Linked DNA regions of Mus musculus: region 2 is linked to region 1. A link is a loop called in an ENCODE intact Hi-C map of the cell type or tissue named here. Cell type or tissue: left cerebral cortex. All regions are shown on one strand. Links, peaks and the distances in the headings refer to the core of each region. The heading gives the core; the rest is flanking DNA.

The links. Hi-C counts contacts between places; a loop is a spot of excess contacts. Peaks named below come from ENCODE experiments on the same cell type or tissue, not always from the same donor. Only the 100,000 strongest peaks of a DNase experiment are listed, where the experiment ranks them.
Region 2: it touches region 1 in a loop (2.6-fold over the local background); 30 of 42 quality-filtered maps call a loop at or near these places.

What each region holds. Positions count from the first base shown.
Region 1 is chr3:127,320,179-127,325,425 of GRCm38, forward strand. All of the region lies in intron 1 of Ank2 (ankyrin 2, brain), which reads right to left. Among named protein-coding and RNA genes, the nearest start is that of Gm52631, 63 kb to the right of the region's middle. In left cerebral cortex, for the core only: a CTCF peak has its summit at 2,909 (motif pointing right); DNase peaks (open chromatin) are centred at 2,896, 3,196 and 3,696.
Region 2 is chr3:127,427,349-127,432,595 of GRCm38, forward strand. All of the region lies in intron 1 of Ank2 (ankyrin 2, brain), which reads right to left. Among named protein-coding and RNA genes, the nearest start is that of Gm46824, 27 kb to the left of the region's middle. In left cerebral cortex, for the core only: no CTCF peak of the experiment used is centred there; a DNase peak (open chromatin) is centred at 2,707.

The DNA.
Region 1 (5,247 bases), core at 1,453-3,952:
ACTCAACCTATAGACCAGGCTGACCTTAAATTTACAGAGATCTGCATGCCTCTGCCTCCTAGGTTCTGGGGTTTAAAAGCATGTATCACCACCAGTGAAAAACTTAAAAATCTTAAAGATGCATTTATCAGCCTTTATGCCAAAATAGCCAAACCCTTCTACCAATCTCAGAATGCTTTCCCAATCTTTAAATTACGGCCAAAATCATATTGCCAACACGAGGGGTTTCAAAGTCTCTATTTCTTCCTCCCAGGGATCTTAGAGTGTTAGTGGAACTGCATCAGCAATTGCTCCACACATGGCTAAATCATACCGAGTGAGTCAGTCCCTGCCTGACTAAGCCCCAAGACCGTGTCTCGAGAACAAGATAATACACTTTATGATATCTGACCACAAAATACTGTATTCCCACGAAGAGAATGTGTTCAAAGGTTGCACTAGGCGCTTTCCTTTTGGAGTTCTTCTCATTGGAAGCTACTCCTGAGTAGGTTTCTTCATTATGGTCTAGAGTCCCCATGTCACGTGGTGTCCCACCCGCCAGTCCCCACGGAGACCTGGTTTACAGCATGGAGCTTCGGGCCTCTGGAACCTCCGAAACCTAATCCCATCACTTTGCATTGTAAACAATGTTGAGAGTGAGCTGTGCTGGTTATATTTGGAAGATAATTTTATCTTCCTCGTATATGTTCTGATAGAATCAACTTGAAAATGTCACCATTCCTTGGTAGACTCTGTGCCACCGATGTCCTAAGCAATTGGATGTTCCTCTAATTCCCACCATAGTTTCTGTTTCATAAGAGTCTTGTTTGAATTACTAACTATATTGCTCCTCTTTATCATTTTCTGAAGAAGAAAATAAAGAAATTGATAAAAAAAATTGGTCTTGGTAATGGGTAGATAAACATTTGGGTTTTTGTTCTTTTTTAATGTAAAGGAACACACAAAATGTCTCGTGTGCGGAAGAGTGTTCCATTCCCAAATAAACATTTGATGCACATGTCAGATGCCTGCAGTTGTGTTTGCTGCTATGGTGGTGGCAGTTACGAAGGCACTGGAGCCTCACAAAGCCAACAGACCACAAAATGGGAACCTGTGGCTACGATTTACTGTGTGTCTTAGTCAGGGTTTCTATTCCTGCACAAACATCATGACCAAGAAGCAAGTTGGGGAGGAAAGGATTTATTCGGCTTACACTTCCATGCTGCTGTTCATCACCAAAGGAAGTCAGGAGTGGAACTCAAGCAGGTCAGGAAGCAGGAGCTGATGCAGAGGCCATGGAGGGATGTTCTTTACTGGCTTGCTTCCCCTGGCTTGCTCAGCCTGCTCTCTTATAGAACCCAAGACTACCAGCCCAGGGATGGTCCCACCCACAAGGGGCCTTTCCCCTTGATCACTAATTGAGAAAATGCCTTAAAGTTGGATCTCATGGAGGCATTTCCTCAACTGAAGCTCCTTTCTCTGTGATAACTCCAGCTGTGTCAAGTTGACACAAAACTAGACAGTACACTGTGCAAACATAAATGTATTGTCTAATTTGGAGGTTGACAGCCACAGGCCAGCAGGATGACTCAGTGGGTAAGGGTTTTGCTGGCTGCCAAACTTGATGACCTGAGATCAATCACCAGAAACCACAAGGTGGAAGTCGAGAACCAACTTCTACGAATAGTCCTCTGACCTCCACATGTGCACTGCAGCCCACAGGTACACAAATCACACGTGCACCCACATGTGAACACACAGACACATAAAAAGACACATGAGCTGACTACAAATAAAACGCACACATGCACACTACATAAATATAAAAACGAAAGTTTAAATGACTTTGTTTAAAGAAAGAAGCTGTTGACAGTCAAGCATGTCATGTGACTGTAATCCAAGCAGGGGAAAGCTGGAGACAGAGTCATTATAAATAAAGATCAGTCCATGCTGCAAAGTCCTGTGTCACAAAACAAACAAGGAAATCAATCAAACCATCAATTAGAATTGACAGGGCTCCTATAGAAACTACCAGTTCAACATACCAAAGAGATCCTCACAAACACACACATACACACACACACACACACTCTGGAAAGTGCTGCCATTTTTGTTAGGAATTAAAAGCATATTGTGATGTTTAAAATAGCTATGTTTTCCATCAGAATCTATTCTTAAAACAATAGGAAAAACTTGTAGAATTCCTTCTATTCATAGAAAAGAAAGCGCCTAACAAGTGCCCAGAAGGGCAAATGAGGATTCAACATCAGCGTGAGGGGAATCTGGAGGGCAAAAACCAGGCAGAAAGAATCTCAGAGAGGACCTTTTTGTACCTTAGAATTTTAATGAATTATTTAAAATAGAATTTTAATTTTGTTGAGTGGATTCTTCCCTGGTCACTAAAAAAAATTGTAGGCTCTTCTGATTTTTTTTGTTCTTAATAATCTTATTTCTCTCTTTGAAGCAGAAACTCATGTAGCCCAGGCTAGCCAAGAACTCACTATGTACCCAAGGCTGGGACTGCAGACATGCCTTACCTTAAAGGTCCAATTTTCTCACTTCGAAGAAGTAGGCTTAACAAAATGGCCATGAAGATGATTCTACAAGCCATCAGAGCGGGTTTTTTTAATACTTTAATTCCCAAGAAGTGTGAGCCCACTCACTTTACAACAGGAGCTAGGTGCAAAACTCTAAAATGCCTAGATTTTGAAAACATTGACTCATAGGTGAACTATAGAATATTCTCCAGAAAGAAGAGATTAGTAATTAGCTTAATGATTAATTCATTCATGAACTAATGAGTTCCTAAGAATCAGCAGCAAACAGAAGGATCCCTCCTTCAGGGACTGTCCTGTCCTGTGACATTTCACCTACAGTCCCTTTTTATGCCACCTGATTTTTTATCATCACTGCTATCTGGAGTAAGTCCACTAGGGGGCACTGTTTCATCACTTAGAAGAAAAGCAATGTCCTTGTTTCCATGGGAACTATTCTTCAGCTTTATTTGATGTTTTTTCCTTTTCCTTTCTTTTTTCTTTTTCTTTTTTCTTTTTCTTTTCTTTTCTTTTCTTTTCTTTCTTTCTTTTTTTTTTTTTTTTTTTTTTTTTTTTTGTGGAGGTGGGGCGTTGTTTGGGGACAACGGTTCTCTGTGTGGCTCTGGCTGTCCTGGAACTCCATTTGTAGACCAGGCTGGTCTCGAACTCACAAAAACCTGGCTATCAATGCCTCCCCAGCGCCCGGATTAAAGGCAGGCGTATGCAATTTACTTGATTTTTAAATAGCTTCTAAAGGAGGAGAGACTCTGCTACACAGAACAGGTTTCCTGGTAAGCCACACCTTGGAAACCTTGAAACAGCTGTGTCTTCTTCCATGTGAGCTCGGCCAAACCCTGGTAGCTTTCTCAGTCCTCGGCTACTTTGTTATTCTTTTTTTTTTCTTTAATTAATTTTTAATTAGGTATTTTCTCCATTTACATTTCAAATGCTATCCCAAAAGTCCCCCAGACCCTCCCCCCAAATCCCCTACCCACCCACTCCCACTTCTTGGCTCTGGCACTCCCCAGTACTGAGGCATATAAAGTTTATGGCTCAGCCGTTAAAGGCTAGGCTCACAACCAAAAATACTTTGTTATTCTTGTCTGCTGTCCTTACATATATTCTTGTACCTCTCTGCAATTACTCCCGGATCCTACACAATCTTTTTCAGCAAGCAGGAAGGGGACTATAAGGAGGCATCTCTTATTTCTAATAGGATCTTACACCTCTCTAAATCCTCTGCACTTTAACAAAGCCCACTCACCAATTTTTTTATATGAGACTAGGAATAATGTTCATTTATCTATCAAAAACCAAGATTGTCATTCAAAGACATTGCAATCTACAAGTCAGAGACCCATCTCTGTCTCTTCACTGGGCAGCCACACGTGCCCTTGGTACAGAAAAGTCTTTCCTAGCCTTTAAAAAGCTCGCCACTTACTGAGAGCGAGGGAGCAAAGGCTACCAGAGCAGCCCAACCCTAATAGAAGAATATGGTTCAGTCTATGCTCCTCAAAAGACAGAAAGAAGTCTAAATCTCAGCACAGACCGCTAGGTCTAGAAGAACCACAAGGAAGACGGGAACGTTGCCCACTGTAATCCAGACCGAGTTTGTCTCTGCATTCACCTGAAGACCAGTCACTTGAGGTCAAGAGGCAGACAATTTCTTAGGAAACAATTAGCATGGGCAGCTGGCCCATGACAGAAGCCAAGGAGAGACTAATGTACAAGAGGGCACGCGAACAGGACAGCAGAATGAACCCCTCCAGAGTAGGATGAGCATTTGTCACCGCAAGCCGACTAGCTCAGGAGCATCTCTGCCCTGTGGCTCTTGTCGTTTCTTCACCTTTTCAGAGTTCTGAAGGCATCTTACTCTCTTCTTGGCAAGCCTGTGTTAGAATACACTTGTGTCTAAGTAGCAACTACAACACGAGTCAGCCTGAAACTGGCCACGATGGCACAGATTAGACACTTCCTGGAAACAGGACTTTGGAGGAGGGGCCTGAATAAATTTGACCAGGAAGGATACATTAACCTATTTATGGACTGCAGCCTATGTGCTTGCCCTCCTATCATTCCTGTTTGTAAAAAAAATGCTTTAAACAACCGATAGTTGTTTTCTCACTATCCTGGAGGCTCAGAGTTGAGGAATGTGATGCTGGTGAAGTTGGCTTCTTCCAGGGCCCTACTTGTCATCTCCTTAACACCATGTGGTCTCCTCTCCTCTCCTCTCCTCTCCTCTCCTCTCCTCTCCTCTCCTCTCCTCTCCTCTCCTCTCCTCTCCTCTCCTCTCCTCTCCTCCCCTCCCCTCCCCTCCCCTCCCCTCCCCTCCCCTCCCCTCCCCTCCCCTCCCCTCCCCTCCCCTCTCCTCTCCTTTTCTCTACGTTTCTGCATCCAGTGTCTACTTTGTTTAAAGACACCAATGTATGGGATCAGGACTGACCATGATGGCTTCATTTATATAATACCCTCTGGGTACTTGGAAAGCCATCTCCAAGTACTCTTGCCTTCTGACACACCAGCGACTAAGACTCAAACATACCAACTCCAGGGAGAACCCGATACAACCCCTAACAATTGCTATGTCCAAAAAGTTCCATCTTTGAAGAAAAAAATGTGCATTTTATGAATGAAAAATGGAAATTTATAGCAATCTCTGTGTGTATGTGTTTAATAACTAGAGCTAATGAAATGACATTTTTTTCTATTTACACTATTTCCCAATTACACCAAC
Region 2 (5,247 bases), core at 1,465-3,964, 110 kb after region 1:
ATGACTATGAGCCACCATGGGGTTGCTGGAATTGAACGCAGGACCTCTGGAAGAGCAGCCAGCACTCTTAACCTTTGAGCCATCTCTCCAGCCAGTTTCTTTCTTTTTGATAAGTGTAAAATGTGGTGGCTCACTCCTTTCCTTTTTTTTTTTAATTTCTATTATTGTGGGCATTTTGTCTACATGTATTGTCTGTGCACCACATGCATGCACATGGTGCCAAAGGAGGCCAGGAGAGGGCATCAGAACCCCCAAGACTGGAATTACAAACAGTTGTAAATTGCCATGTGGATGCTAGTAATTGAAACCAGGTTCTCTAGAAAAGTATCCAGGGCTCTTAATTACTGAGTCATCTCTCCAGTATCTCTTTCCTTTTGTACACACACACACACACACACACACACACACACACACACACACACACACATACACACTCGTAGATACATAGGTATGTCTGTGTGAGAAAGAGTATCATGACTTCACTGTATAACTCTGGCTAACCTGGGACTCAATATGCAGATCAGTGTGGCCTTGAGTTCACAGACATCCCCCTGCCTCTGCCTCCCAAGACCATCATACCAGAGATGGGCCAGGCCCTCGCCCATTTACCACTAATTAAGAAAATCCCCAGTAGCCTTGCCTGCACCTGATCTTATGGAGGCATTTTTTTTCTTCGATAGACGGCCCTTCTTCTTTGACGATGTTAGCTTATGTCTAGGTGGTATAAAACTAGCCAGCATAAGGCCTGACAATGGGGTTGCATACGGAGTGATCCCCTGACACTGGGGCTACGTATGCTATGATTCCCAGACACTGGGATTATACATACTTGTGGGCACTATGTGGTAGTAGGAGCTGAACTCAGTGCCTCTGCAAGAACACCAGGAGCTCTAAACCACTGGATCTGCTCTGGTACATGGATTCTCATCCATTCAATAGACGGGGACCTCTGTCACCCTCATGCTAGTGCAGCCGCTGAGACAGGGGTAGGCCAGATGCCACAGTATATGTTCTTTAAAATTAGTAACAGCTTTAACACATTAGGGTAGGCATTTGCAAAAAGAAAGTCTCATGCAGCAAAATGGCCACTGTTAGTGAGGAGGGCGGAAAGAAACTGCCACTTGGCCTCAATATCCAAGACTTCAAAAAAGTGTTATGTTCAGAAAAAAAAATGTAAAGTGAGGAACAGTGGCTCACAGAGTATTCAGGTATACACCTGAGGCAGGTAGATTGTCATGAGACTGAGGTCACACTGGGCATTGCAGTGAGTCCCGGGCTGCGGTATAGATTGTCATAGTGCTTTCTTGTGGCTTCTCTTCCAGAGGTTGTGAGTTCAATCCCAAGCAACCACATGGTGGCTCAATACCATCTATAATGTGATCTGGTGCCCTCTTCTGGCATTTTGATGTACATGCGGATAGAGCAATCATAGACATAAAAATAAATAGATAAATCTTTCAAAAAAAAACCATAAAATTTAAGGTGAACACATCACATGACCTAATAGTTCTTTTGGTGTGTATTCTAAAGAACTGGAGATAAGGATCCAAATACATTTATGTGCCCATGCTCACAGCAGCATTGTGGGAAGCAAGCTAAGACGCAAGCAATTCAACTGCTATGGTATGGATGAAAACCGCACTTTCTGGGGCTGGAGAGGAAGCTCAGTGGCTAAGGAGCACTTGCTGCTCTTACAGAGGACTCAAGTTCAGTCCCCACCACCCCCATGACGGCACACTTAGATCTGTCAGTCCAGATCTAAGGATCTGAGCCCCTCTGCAGGCACCATATACACATGGTATGCTTACATATGGGCAAAACACTTATATGCACTTTGAACATAAATAAATCAGAAAAACATAAATAAATCAGAAAAAAATTAAATATACATGCTGGAATATTAGTTAGCCAGGAAAAAGAAGTTCTCACAAAAGCTACACATGGATGAGACTTAAAGGCATGTGCTGATTAAGCCATTCAGCAAAGCACATACCCTGTACGGTTTCCCTTATGTGGGATGGTTAGCACAGGGATGTTCAGAGAGTGAAGGATGGAGCTCAGAGATGGAGCAAGTCCCTAGTTGTCATGTAGTCCAGGGCTCATACAGCTCTGTGGAAGGAAAGAAGAACGGAAGGGAGGAAGAGAGAGAAGGTGGGAAGGAGAGAAGGAGGATGGATAGGGTGAAGGAGAAGCAATTGCAGCTGGGCGGGCCATGGGACACCGTGGAGAACAGAAATCTCACCCCTCCTCCATACTTATTGGAGGGTAAAGGCCAGATTGCTTCTGAAGGAGCCCCATGCTCGCTGCCCATCGCTGTTAGTTTCCAGAGGGAGAAAAGGTAGACGCGTAGGGGACAGAACAGGAATGAGAAACGCACAGCTGTGTACACTTGACCCTACCTCGCTCTAATCTGCTTTTCATAACGAACATGCCTTGCCTTCATTTCACAGATAGTCGAGCCAAGGCTCAGAGCAATTAGAACTTCCCAAATTCATATGGCTTGAGAGGGCTAGGGCTATGATTCAAACCTACTTTTTTTTTTTCTGTGTAACCCAGGTTCATCCTACCGTTCTGGTACATCCTACAGTTGCCCATAGACTTAGTGCCCGTCCCTGCCTCCTCCTTGGAAAGAGCTGTAATACCCTGAAATTAAAAATCTATGTCCAGACTCCCGGGTTGGCAGACAAACGAGACGCTTGGCAGCAAGCTGATTACTGAATGAAAGCACTTTAGAGCGGAAGGACCGGGAGGAGGAAAGAGCCATCTCCCCTGCACTCAGCACCTCCGAGGCTCAGACAGGAAACACGAAAGAGATGAAGCCTGGGATAACAGCACTCAGTGGACGCCCGACGTCCCTCCAAGCAAACTTAGCGATGCTTCTTTCAGGAGTCTTTGTTGTAGGATACTTTTGACTCTATTGTCTAGGAACAGGCAGAACAAGAGACAAAAGATAACTCTATGCTCTCCTCCTATAAATCATCCAATCGGTGAGATTTCTTCCAAAAATAAAAAAATGGACCCAGCTCTTCCAGACACCAAGCCAGGCAGTGGTGGTGCACGCCTTTAATCCCAGCACTTGGGAGGCAGAGGCAGGCGGATTTCTGAGTTCAAGGCCAGCCTGATCTACAGAATTTCAGGACAGCCAGGGCTACACAGAGAAGCCCTGTCCCCTGTCTTGAAAAAAAAAAAAGAAAGAAAGAAAGAAAGAAAGAAAGAAAGAAAGAAAGAAAGAAAAGAAAAGAAAAGAAATCTGTGTGAATAAACTATTACTTGAGCAGAACCACTCCAAAGCATTTTCATGTTGAATAGCCTGTCTCAGAAAGAATTCACATTTGCCCTTTTTCTGGTTTCTTTTCGTTGCTGTAACAAAATATAGCTAACCAAATCAACTAAGAGCAGGAAAGAGTTTATTCATTTTAGAGGCTACACTTCATCACTGAGGGAATTCAGGGCAGGAACTCCAGGCAGGAACCATAGAGAACTCCAGTCTCTGAGTGCACTCAGGTTGCTTTCTTACACAGCTCAGGACCACCGGCCTGGGGGCTGGTGCCACCCACAGTGGGCTGGGCCCTTCTGCACCAATTAATAATCAAGGCAGTGCCCAACAGACACGCCCACAGACTCAACAAGATAAGGACAACGATTCTTTTTTTTTTCTCCCCACAAGTGATTCTAGTGTGAGTGAAGTTGACTAGTGATGCAAACTAGTCTGTGTTCTCATTGTTACACGTATCTTTCAACACAACAGAGGGGAGGAGTGTTCAGGAACTAGTTACTTTAAGCTGCACAAATAAAGTGTATCAGGGCAGGGGATAGAGACTGATAGTTGCTCAGTGCGAGAAATTATTGCATTTCTTTTATCCTGAGCTTTTTAAAATTATGAATGATCAATGAATCTCTAATGTATTTACCTCTAATAAAGACATTTCTAACATGTTTTAGTCTTTGAACTTCTGACTTGTTTTTCCCCAAAATATGAATTCATTTCTAAGATGGACCTAGGGAAAATAACCCCAGGACTTGGGAGAAAGAGACGGGAAGACTAAAAGTTTAAGGCCAACCTTGACAGCATGGTGAATTACAGGCCAGCTCGGACTGCGTGAGACCCAGGTCTCAAAAATACATAAATGAGTGAGACCAAAAAAAAAAGATGTCTAAGTGGATAACACAGTACCCACATAATCCTGGGGAGTTCCCTGCATGAGGTTGGGTTTGGGTTTTTTTGTTTGTTTGGTTGGTTTTTTTTTTTTTTTTTGGTTCTTGGAGACAGGGTTTCTCTGTATAGCCCTGGCTGTCCTGGGACTCACTTTGTAGACCAGGTTGGCCTCGAATTCAGAAATGCGCCTGCCTCTGCCTCCGGAGTGCTGGGATTAAAGGCATGCGCCACCACACCCGGCTTCACTTCCAAGTTTTTAAAAGCCAAAGTAAAGTTATCCTTAAAGCGAGCCACATTTCTGTTTTTGTTTTAAAATTGTGGTTCGAAAGGAATCATGAGCTGCTATTATCCCAAAGAGAACAAAGAAATCTAGTTAAGAAGTAACAGATGGGAGCTTAAAAATAATGTAGTCATTTAAAACATTCTATAATAAGCATGTATCAGTTTTATAATGAAACAATAGAAGCGATAGAACCCGTGCTAATTAAATCCCTGTCCTCCTTCCTATCAGGGAAACTCCTCCATTTCTCTGCTCACTTTGGCTCTGTGTTTTTCCATGTATCTAAAAGAGAAACAAGTGGCTAGAGAGATGGTTCAGGGGTTCATTACTCGTGCAGATTCTGGGTTCATCCCTAACTCTAATTCCAGAGGCTCTGATGCTCTCTTCTGACCCCAATAAGCAGGAGGCACATATGTGGTACAACAGACATCCATGCAGGCAAAATGCTGAAATACATAAAATAAAATAATAAAATAAAATAAACCTAAAAATATTAAAAATTATAAAATAATAAGATAAGGCAAAGTAGAAACAACCCAAGTAAGCAGAAATGTAGAGTAGCCACAGTTTACAGATCAGCTAAGCAGGAGAAGCAGAGAGGAAATGTATCCCGTTTGGATTTGGTTGCTCCAGATACCAAATCACCCCCTTACACACTTGGGCAAAGTGTTTGTTCTGCGATAGTCACAACACATTTATGGAGGAGGTAGAAAGAGGTCTGTTTTGTGTGTGATGCATAGAGATTGGACGCAGAGCTTCTGCATGTTAAACAAGTAATGCTGTAGACATCCAACCCCAAGTCTGGATTTCA